Regions from separate parts of the Homo sapiens genome. Here region 2 is linked to region 1. A link is a loop called in an ENCODE intact Hi-C map of the cell type or tissue named here. Cell type or tissue: ascending aorta. All regions are shown on one strand. Each heading gives the region's core, and the rest is flanking DNA. Links, peaks and the distances in the headings are about the cores only. Region 1 holds the start of LOC124905121 (a long non-coding RNA gene). Region 2 overlaps TNRC6B (trinucleotide repeat containing adaptor 6B).

Evidence for each region. Hi-C counts contacts between places; a loop is a spot of excess contacts. Peaks named below come from ENCODE experiments on the same cell type or tissue, not always from the same donor. Only the 100,000 strongest peaks of a DNase experiment are listed, where the experiment ranks them.
Region 2: a loop joins it to region 1, with 2.2 times the contacts of the local background. A loop is called at or near these places in 18 of 110 quality-filtered maps.

The regions. Positions count from the first base shown.
Region 1 is chr22:40,274,497-40,279,876 of GRCh38, forward strand. It overlaps TNRC6B (trinucleotide repeat containing adaptor 6B), which reads left to right. Exons shown (of 23, transcript NM_001162501.2): 8 at 2,581-2,655; 9 at 3,503-3,548. LOC124905121 (a long non-coding RNA gene) reads right to left here and starts at 2,337. Exons shown (of 2, transcript XR_007068107.1): 1 at 2,035-2,337. In ascending aorta, for the core only: no CTCF peak of the experiment used is centred there; a DNase peak (open chromatin) is centred at 3,145; H3K4me3 peaks cover 1,914 bases; H3K27ac peaks cover 5,000 bases.
Region 2 is chr22:40,194,260-40,199,639 of GRCh38, forward strand. The region is part of intron 1 of TNRC6B (trinucleotide repeat containing adaptor 6B); the gene reads left to right. Among named protein-coding and RNA genes, the nearest start is that of TNRC6B, 19 kb to the left of the region's middle. RefSeq lists enhancers at 1,023-1,557, 1,558-2,090. In ascending aorta, for the core only: no CTCF peak of the experiment used is centred there; DNase peaks (open chromatin) are centred at 2,572 and 3,402; H3K4me3 peaks cover 581 bases; H3K27ac peaks cover 1,385 bases.

The sequences.
Region 1 (5,380 bases), core at 111-5,110:
TGCAAGCTCTGCCTCCCAGGTTCACACCATTCTCCTGCCTCAGCCTCCCGAGTAGCTGGGACTACAGGCAGCTGCCACCACGCCCGGCTAATTTTTTGTATTTTTAGTAGAGATGGGGTTTCACCATGTTAGCCAGGATGGTCTCGATCTCCTGACCTCGTGATCCCGTCCACCTCGGCCTCCCAAAGTGCTGGGATTACAGGCGTGAGCCTCTGCGCCCAGCCTAGCAGCTAGATGATTTCTCTACATCATGTACCAGGTTGTGTACTAAACTTTTCACCTTCTGTGTGAAAGTCCTCATCACAGTTTGATGAGGACTTTGGTTTTCAATCTAGAACAGTAGTCTTTGAGCCTGAACCAGTGTCTTCGCAGACCCTCTCTTTTTTCAATTCCAGATTTTCGTTTGACAAATAAAATAGTGGAAATACGAAATGGGCATCCAATACTTAACTTCAACATGAGAGTCTTGGCACCCTATGAAACGGTTCACAGCTAATATTCTCCCACGTTTCAAATACCAGATGCCATCTTAGAGGCCTTCCCATGTCTGAGGATTGGGCCTTCATCCCCTTTGCCCTTTGCCTATAGGACACTAATTTTGTAGATGACTCTTTCTTTTATAGCATAAGAATACAGTCTGTTTCTGTTTAGAGATGTTTTGCTTAAGCAGTCACTTACGGGTTTTCTTCTATTAAGAGCTTTTATTTCTTCAGTCACAGAAGGAATTATTCAGCAAACTTTTCAGCATTCCTTGCACTCTTAGGTTGTCTAGTGTGATTTTGGCTTTCTTTTGGTTATTTACAAATTAACAATGAGACTAAATTAACTGATTGAAAGGGACTAATAAATACCTCTCTAGGTTGACAACCAAGATTTAATTAAGTTAATTGGGAATTGACTCTTTCAGCCCCAGTACCAGTGATTCTGACTTTATATACCGAGGGCGTTTTTTTTAAAAATTGTGATAAAATACATATAACATATAATTTACCATAGCGTACATTTTTAAGTGTACAGTTCAGTGGCAATAAGTATATTCACATACTTATGTTGCCATTTACCACCATCTATCCGCAGAACTCTTTCTATCTTACAAAACTGAACTCTGTACCTATTAAACAGTAACTCCCCATTCCCCCCTCCCTCTAGTGAGGGCTTTTTTGACCTTAAAACCTGTACTAGCTGGCTGCGGTGGCTCATGCCTGTAATCCCAACACTTTGGGAGGCTGAGGCAGGTGAATCACCTGAGGTCAAGAGTTCAAGACCAGCCTGGCCAACATGGCAAAACCCCGTCTCTACTAAACCTACAAAAATTAGCTGGGTGTGGTGGCAGGCAGCTGCAATCCCAGCTACTTGGGAGGATGAGGCAGGAGAATTGCTTGAACCCAGGAGGTAGAGGTTGCAGTGAGCCGAGATCGCGCCATTGCACTCCAGCCTGGGTGACAAGAGCGAAACTCAGTCTCAAAAAAAAAAACCGCCCCCCACACACACACCAAAAAAACCTGTACTAAACTTAAGTACTTCGTCACTTTCAAGGATAATAAAATTGATTTGATGACTACCATCACGGGCTGGGCACGGTGGCTCACACCTGTAATCCCAGCACTTTGGGAGACCGAGGCAAGCGGATCACGAGGTGAGGAGATGGAGACCATCCTGGCTAGCATGGTTAAACCCCATCTCTACTAAAAATACAAAAAATTAACCGGGCATGGTGGCGGGTGCCTGTAGTCCCAGCTACTCGGGAGGCTGAGGCAGGAGAATGGCGTGAGCCCGGGAGGCAAAGCTTGCAGTGAGTTGGGATGGCACCACTGCACTCTAGCCTGGGTGACAGAGAAAAAAAAAAAAAAAGATAGCTATCATCACAACATAGAGAATTTTCACCTGTGAAATACACAACTGCACAAAGCCCCAGCCCACCCAGTCCTCTTCATAGTTCCCCCTGCTTCCCTCACAGAAGTGAAAGTGGAGCTCATGGTCAGTGCCTTGTTCAGGGGAGAAACTAGTTTGTCCCATTAAAAAATTAAAACCTACCTCTGCCCTACTTTGCCCAGGAGATCAGCAATGGTGTCTTCCACTAGGTCTCTTTACCACCAGGACCAATGTCTTTTATGCTGTGAAACAAACAGAGGAAGCACTATGAGTTCCTTATAATGCCCAGTTTAAATAGGCTCCTTTCCAAATGACACGCACTGACATCAAACTGTTTTCTCCTAACATAAACCAGTTTGGGTTACGAGGAGAGCAGCCTAATGAAAGTGAAAGTAGTCGTGTGCAAAACTTCTATTTTAGAAAATCATATCAGACTTCTTTCTATTTGAAAAGCAAAAGTACCAGCTGAGCATGTATTTTTCCAGTTACTTCTGGTTCAGTGTGGTGAATTTTATAAAAATGAAAACATAGATATAACTAGGGCTTATTAATCATTTAAACTAACATAAAATATCAACATAATTTTAGTTAAAGAGAAATAGGACTTAAAAAGGTAAACTCAAGTCTACATTTTCAGTCTGTATTAATAAAACTCAGGAGGCTGAAATAAATTATTTGGTTCTGAGGTTCCGTGTTTCATTTCTGTAGTGCTCACTCAAAGGAGGAAACAATGATTCATGGATGAATCCTCTTGCCAAACAGTTTTCAAATATGGGATTGCTGGTAAGTTTTATTTTTTTCAAATGTATAACGTATCCCAACTTTTAGGTTTAATATTAATACCAATTTTAAGACAACTGCCACATATAGTACAAAATTAAAGATTTAAAAACTAGTTAAGCAATGTTCTTGACCTTTTGAGTTAAGTAATATTTCTCTTCTATTCTTATTAATGACATACTCCAACATTTAAAGGTTATGGCTTTTAAATGTGTAGTCATTTTGTCCTTTTCCTTAGGAGGATAGAGAAGAAAGAGGCATTAAAAATTTATACAATTGTTTCCAACCGCATTACTGTACTAGTTTTCATATTATGATTTTTTAAAAAGGCAACGATAACGAAACTAGAAAAACTATACTGGGACTAATTACATAGGGAATTCTTGTAGAATTTCTGATTTCTTTATCTCTCGGCAACGTTGTGGGGACACCCTGTCCCTGGTTGCCAAAAGACAAATGACTTGACTTGGCTGCACAGTTGAAGGTTTGATGACTTGACAAGTCACGAGAAGAAGTTGTCATTATTTGGCGGTCACTCATGGAATTTGATCCTGGGCTGACTAGAACTTAAGGACGGGGGTTTATTTCTTCAGGCAGCTGTTTATCTATTGCTCTCTTTGTAGACTTATTGAGACTAATTGTATGTGAAAACTGAATTGTAGGAATATAGGCCCAAACAGCAATCAAGCTAGCATATTAAAAATGTTAATGTCTTCAGTACCATCAAGTTCATTTCAGAGAACCTTCTATGGTGCCAGTAGTAAGACGTGGCTCTCAGGTGAATAATGCCACTTCTTTGATTCAAAGATGTGCATCCTTAATTCTCTCTCATCTGTTCTTTATTTTCCAGAGTCAGACTGAAGATAATCCAAGCAGCAAAATGGATTTGTCTGTAGGTGTGTATCACTCCGCTGAAAAGAATGGAGTATATCAGTGTTACAGTGTCCTTTTGGCATCTCCTGCCCAATTTGATTAGGGATAGGTGCAGTTCAGTAGACATTGATTGAGCACTTACTCTTTGTAAGGTACTGTGCTAGACACTGGGCAGGGATAGAAAACTCACATGACTACAGGAGTCAGCAAAGAATGTAAATAAGTGATGTGTGCCGGGTATAAGAACCTGGGACGAGGCCGGGCATGGTGGCTCATGCCTGTAATCCCAGCACTTTGGGAGACCGAGGTGGGTGGATTACGAGGTCAAGAGATCGAGACCATCCTGGCCTACATGGTGAAACCCCATCTCTACTAAAAATACAAAAATTAGCTGGGCATGGTGTGGCGCACCTGTAGTCCCAGCAACTCTGGAGGCTGAGGCAGGAGAATGGCGTGAACCCAGGAGGCAGAGGTTGCACTGAGCCGAGATTGTGCCACTGCACTCCAGCCTGGCAACATAGCGAGACTCAGTCTCAAAAAAAAAAAAAAAAAACCTGGGACGAGGTGGCCACAGGTTAACTGTGGAGCGTCCACCTAGAAGAATCAGCCTTGCATTGCTCCTAGCAGTTGCTGCTCTGGAGGAATCCAGGCTGAGCTATGACAAGTCTTTCAGCAGAGGCCAGAAATTCAGATATATACTGGCATTATGATTTTTGTATTTATTTATTGATTTTTTGAGACGGAGTCTTGCTCTGTCACCCTGGCTGGAGTGCAGCAGCTTGATCTCTGCTCACTGCAACCTCTGCCTCCCAGGTTCAAGCGATTTTTCCCGCCTGAGTCTCCTGAGTAGCTGGGATCACAGGCGTGTGCCGCCACGCACAGCTAATTTTTGTATTTTTAGTAGGGACGGGATTTCGCCATTTTGGCCAGGCTGGTCTCGAACTCCTGACCTCCAGTGATCCACCTTCCTCGCCTTCCCAAAGTGCTGGGATTGCAGGTGTGAACCACTGTGCCCAGCCCTGATTTTTATATGTCAGAACTAATTCGGGTCTCTTAAAATGCTCTATGGGGCCAAACAAATTGTGTGCCAGATGTGGCCCTCAAGTTGCCAGTCCTGTCTGTACCAGGATGCTTCGTTATTGACAAACTCTCACATTGCAACTGGAGTGGAAACGGTGTTAGCCACTAGTCTGTGGGGTTTTCATAGTAATGCTCTTGATCACCCTGAGGAACTTGAAAAGAATCAAACTAAGAAGAAATGAAAATAATTCTGGGTAGTAAAGGAAGTAGGTAGTCTTTGATCTATGATATTTCTAAATATGAGAATAATTAAAACATAAGTTTCCTGGGGCAGCACTGGTTATATCAGCAGACGACAGCACATTTATAGAGTTGTGAAAGAAAAGTGGTATAGTTATGGCACCTGGGAAATTGCACCGTGTAGGTAATGTGGACACATCTTCTGTGTTCAGCTCTTAAGTTCTAAATTTTAGGGCAACCACTGTGCCTCTTTGATCTTTTTATTCCTTGTAACTATGTTTCACCCAGACCATTTATCTAGATGATGCTAAAATAGCAAAAACAGACAACTTCTCTCCCTGAGGACATTTGAATTTATGAGCAAGATGTGTTCATCAGACACATCAGTATCCAGTCTAAATGTTTTCTTAGCGAGATTTTTGCCAGGTTATCCCTAAGGCTCTTTCAGTCTTCCATGGAAAACAAACTACAACAGATACATGTTTTGTTTTGTTTTTTAAAATAAATAAATAAATAAAAAGGACCCATGTGTGTTCCAGGGACAAACACCAGCAGCCTGGACCAATGAGAGTTTGTCTCGTCTTATCCCCAGAAA
Region 2 (5,380 bases), core at 123-5,122, 80 kb before region 1:
GCATTCCTGTGTGCTTTACCTGTGCTAACTCATTTCATCTTCATGAAGACCCTGTGAGCTGGTGCGGAGAGACTGTGTTGCCCGAGGCTACACAGGTAGGAAGTGACCCCGATGGCCTCGGCTGCTGAGCTTCTGTGCTTGGGCATTATGGTATTCTGCCCTAGGAAGAAACCAGACAAAATACTTCTCCCAGGCCAGGTAGCATTGCAGTAGCTTCCTGAAGTTGCTGGGCCAGCTTTCCTTCCAGAAGAAATATTTGGCGTGGTGTGGAAGGGGGCTGTGAACTGTCTCCTCCCTTTTAGAAGAAATATCTGTATTTCAGGTAGCAGTGTCCTTGATACAGAACTCTTAGTTTTCCCCACCTGCTTTGCACATGCTTGAATGTCCTTTAATAGGAAACAAAGATGCCTAACATCTCACAATTGGGAAAGGCTTTAAATGCAATCAGCCTGTGAATTCTCTGAGCTGTAGCAGCTTCTGTGTTTACTTGTCCTCCCCCCACCAATAGAGAAGAAAAGCCAGAGTGGCTGGTCCCTCCACCAGCTTGGGGAAGGGGAGGGGGAGACTTTTAGGCACTGTGGTCCCTAAAAGGAGGCGAACTGGTGTTTCCTGCTACAGAACACTGGTGCATCTGCAGTGGTTTGGGGAGGACGTCTGAGTCCTGTGATGTATCACTCAGGGTCTAGGCCCTTTGTAAACCCAGGGGAGACCTGCTTTAAATTTTGCTGGGAGCCCTCCTTTAAATTTTGCTTGGAGGCCTTTTGGAAGCGCAGAGGCTTTGCAAATGACACATGCAGACAGCTTTATCCTTCTGTGTGAAGAAGAATTATTTGCAGAGACAACAATGTATGTTCATGGTACCTTTTTTGTTTGCATTTTTTAAATGTCTGGCTTTGCTCTTGAGGCAATTTGGAAGGATTGCCACTATATTTTCTTGGATGTAAACAAATTATAATGGTTTTAAAAGAAACAACACACCAAAACCACATCATCTTACATGCCAAGGAAGTTTAGATATTTCAGATATTGAAAATATAGAGCAAATAGATCATCTGGCATTATTTACTGATAATTCTTAGATTAATTCCTGATCCCAGTGTTTTCTTTTGAGGCCACGTGTTTGAAATGTCTAACCTGCTGGGACCTTTCCAGCTCTGCTTGATTCACTATTAGGGACTAGCTTTTTTGCCTTTGTCGTCTTCTCTTTTTTTTAATTTATTAGAGACAGGGCTTTGCTCTGTCACCCAGGCTGGAGTGCAATGGCACGATCTTAGCTCACTACAGCCTCAAACTGGAGCCAAACAATACTCCTGGGTTAGCCTCCCAAGTAGTTAGGACTACAGGTGCACACCACCACACCTGGCTAAATTTTTCTGTAGAGACGGGGCCTTGATATGTTGCCCAGGCTGGTCTCAAACTGCTGACCTCAGGCAATCCTCCTGCCTTTGCCTCCCAAGGTGCTGGGATTATAGGCATGAGCCACCATCCTCAGCTTTATTTTGTTTTGTTTTGTTTTGTTTTGTTTTTTGAGACGGAGTCTCGCTCTGTCGCCCAGGCTGGAGTGCAGTGGCGCAATATCAGCTCACTGCAAGCTCCACCTCCCAGGTTCACACCATTCTCCTGCCTCAGCCTCCCCAGCAGCTGGGACTACAGGCGCCCGCCACCACGCCCAGCTAATTTTTTTTGTTTGTTTGTATTTTTAGTAGACGGGGTTTCACCGTGTTAGCCAGTATGGTCTCAATCTCCTGACCTCGTGATCCGTCTGCCTCAGCCTCCCAAAGTCCTGGGATTACAGGTGTGAGCCACCGCGTCCAGCCTTTTTTTTTTTTCTTTTTAATACACTGCTAGGTTGGCCCATAGTGCATCATATTGTTAACACCTTTGATTTTAAAAATTGCTTACCTCTAATGGATTTTTTTCTTTTTTTGAGACAGGGTCTCAGTCTGTTGGAGTGCAATGTCACAATCTCAGCCTCAACCTACCGGGCTCAAGCAGTCCTTCCATCTCAGCTACCAGAGTAGCTGGGGCTACAGGCTCCACCACCATGCCTGGCTAATTTTTTTGTAGAGGTGGGGCTTTCTAATGGATTTTTAATAATGTGATCTTCTTCTATCACATGTTAAATCCTAATAGTTACTGGTACTTAATAGATCTAGAGGTAAAAACCAGATAACCCACCACTGAATAAATGAGTGCCTCAGTGGTCCAGGACCCTAAAACTGGGCCTCGTTGGAGTCTCTAGGACTTGTTGGCACCTTTATTTGGAAGTCAGGGTAGAAAAAACAGCTTATTTGTTCATTTCTTTCTCCTAGAATATTTCTATTCTCCTGAGGCAGGGATGAGTTGGTTGCTCATTTTTAGATTATGGAACTCTTGCTGATGTTTTTTTCTGGAACTCTTGCTGATGTTTTTTTCTGGTTTCCCTTTGTTTGGGTCGGGGCAGTGATAGGGCAGATGTGGTTCAGGCTCGCAGTTATGACCTGTACTCTGCAGTAGCTTCTCTCTGAGGTTCTGTGTAACCAAATTTTAAAACATTGCTCTGAGTCATGCTGAGTTTTTCCATAAGGCTCTGGTCGGGGGGAAGGGACATGAACTGATTCATTAAGTGCCTATTATGCTGCACACACTTCCATTACCTCATTTAGTCCTCCCAACAACCTGATGTGGAGGATGGTTTTATCTTCATAAGAAAAAAGGAGTGCTGACAGCTCAGTGACCAGGCTGCAGCCATGTACACATGAGGAGGTGGAGGAACTGGGTGCTGTAACTCCACCAAAATTTTCTTCTCTTCCCAAGCTGCCTTAAACACAGTGCAGAGTGATTTGCTAATTGATTGGTTGAATCCCTGTATTATAAAGTGGAGTGTCTTAAAATATGGATGCAGATGACGGGAACAGCTTGCTGGCTTTATGGTGTCCTCAGCACTGCATTCATGATAAACAACAGGAGAATGAGACTGTGCTGATCGTGTGCAGAATAGGAGGTCTTTGGGAGCATCCCTGGCTGGCTGCTGAAAGGTGTTTTTCTTGTTTTTTTTTGAGACAGAGTCTCACACTGTTGCCCCTCGCTGGAGCGCAGCACATGGCTTGATCTCAGCTCACTGCAACCTCCACCTCCCGGGTTCAAGCGATTCTCCTGCTTTTCAGCCTCCCAAGTAGCTGGGATTACAGGTGCCTGCTACCACACCCAGGCTGATTTTTTGTATTTTTAGTAGAGACGGGGTTTCACTATGTTGGCCAGGCTGTTCTCAAACTCCTGACCTCATGATCTACCCCCCTCGGCCTCCCAAAGTGCTGAGATTACAAGCATGAGCCACCGCACCCAGCCGAAAGGCGTTTTTCTTTTTCTTTTTTTTTTTTTTTGAGACAAGTCTTGTTCTGTTGCCCAGGTTGGAGTGCAGTGGTGCGATTCATAGTTCAGTGCAGCCTCGACCTTCTGGGCTCAAGCTGAGATCCTCCTGTCTCAGCCACGCAAGTAATTGGGACTACAGGCATGAGCCACCGTGCCTGGCTAATTAAAAAAAACTTCTTTTAACAGAGACAGGGTCTCCCTGTGCTGCTCAGGCTGGTCTTGAACTCCTGGGCTCAAGTGATTCTCCCACCTCAGCCTCCCAAAGCGCTGGGATTACAAACATGAGCCACCATGCCTGGCCCATTTTTTCTTTTTAAGCAACATGACAGATTAACTAAAAAAGAAAAATCACTGAATGGTTAAAAAGTTTACTTCAGGTGATTAATTGAAAAACCAATTGATTAATAAAGACATTTTTAAAGGATCTAAACTGTATTGAGTTTAAGTTGTAATTCTTAAAGCATAATCAGAAGGCTTATCAAAGCTATAACGAAGAAAATAGAAGTCATTTGTAATTAGACAATAATTAAAGGCAAGTACATGCCCAGTGATTTTAAAGTGCTTGAAAACAATTAGTTTTCTTAAGTAGGTTAAATATCTGGGTTACAAGCTTGTTTACACTATTAATTTACTTAGCAAACCTGTTCTTCATAGATGATGCAAAGTTGAATTTTAGTTTGGCCGTCTGAATTATTACAAGTTCTAACTTAACAGATATTCTTTAAAAAATACATTTTTACATTAATTCTTTTTAATTTTAAAAGCATTCTTCTTTTCTCTCTCTTTTCCTTCCTGAACAGTTCAGTCCTAGAGGCTATTAAGTGGGCTCAGCAAGGTGTTGGCCTGGCCAGGGGTATCAGAGCCTGAGTAGGATGAGGAGGGAGGGTCTGGTGTGCTGTGTCAGAGCCCAGGAGAGGTGAGAAGGGCATCCATTGCTTCTGGGATGCCCTTCCTGTATTGATTGGTTGAATATAGGAGGATTGATGAAATAAGTATGTTCAGGATAATGGCCCCCAGCAGCTCTCACTGTTGAAGAACATTACAGATATTGGAAAGGAGACAGCTAGAATTAACCCTGTGATGCTAGATCGGAATCAGAAGTATTGGTGTGAATGCCTGGATTTTAATAAGGACCGATAAAAATAGCAATAAAATCTTTGCAAAAGGCATGCATGCATGTGTATTTATATGCATATGTGTGTGCACATACATACGCACATCTGTTTCCTAGTTCTGTTGGTAGTAGAGGGGGAGGGTGCCTGGGAACAGCAGTATTCCAATAGCAGTGAGTGTATCAGGTTTCTAGATCTTGGCTTCTATATCCCATTTTCCACTAAAAGGAACCCCAGCTGCTTGGAGAAATGGCTGATTATAGGATTGGAGCAGGAATGTTTAACATGAGCCTGGAACATCTTGGGTTAGAAAGCAAAGAAGTCTTCAAAGAGTGATGAAAACATGCCAAAAGGACCCAGAGTCAGTTTGAAGCGGTTCCCACTGGCCAAATCTGAGTTTATTTCAAAATTTAAGAAGTGATAGTCATGGATTAGAACCTGCTGAGTAAAAAAGAAAACTAAGAGTTCTCACACAGCTTCACCTACTTTGTAAGAAAACCTATGTACGGACTTATCAGTAAATTCAGCATTTGAAGAATGGGTTCTCTAAATTTCAAAGTACTTCTTCAAAAATACTTAATGATTACAAAGGAGAAAAAGAGCAACTTTCCAATGGAGAGGCCTGGCAGATGCCACCTTAACCAGGTAATCCCAGCAGTGGAACAAATTGAAATCATGCCACCTGCTAGGATGCAAAGAGAACACACCATTCCCTCTGCAGTGTTCCTGCCAAGGCACATGACCTCAATCTAATTATGAGGAAATGATAGGCAAACCTGGTTGGAGTGACATTCTACAAAATAACTGGCCTGTAATCCTCAAAAATTTCAGGGTCATGAAAGTCAAAGCAAGACCAAAGAATGATTCTAAACCGAAGGAGACTAAAGAGACATGTCAACTAAATGCAATATGTGATT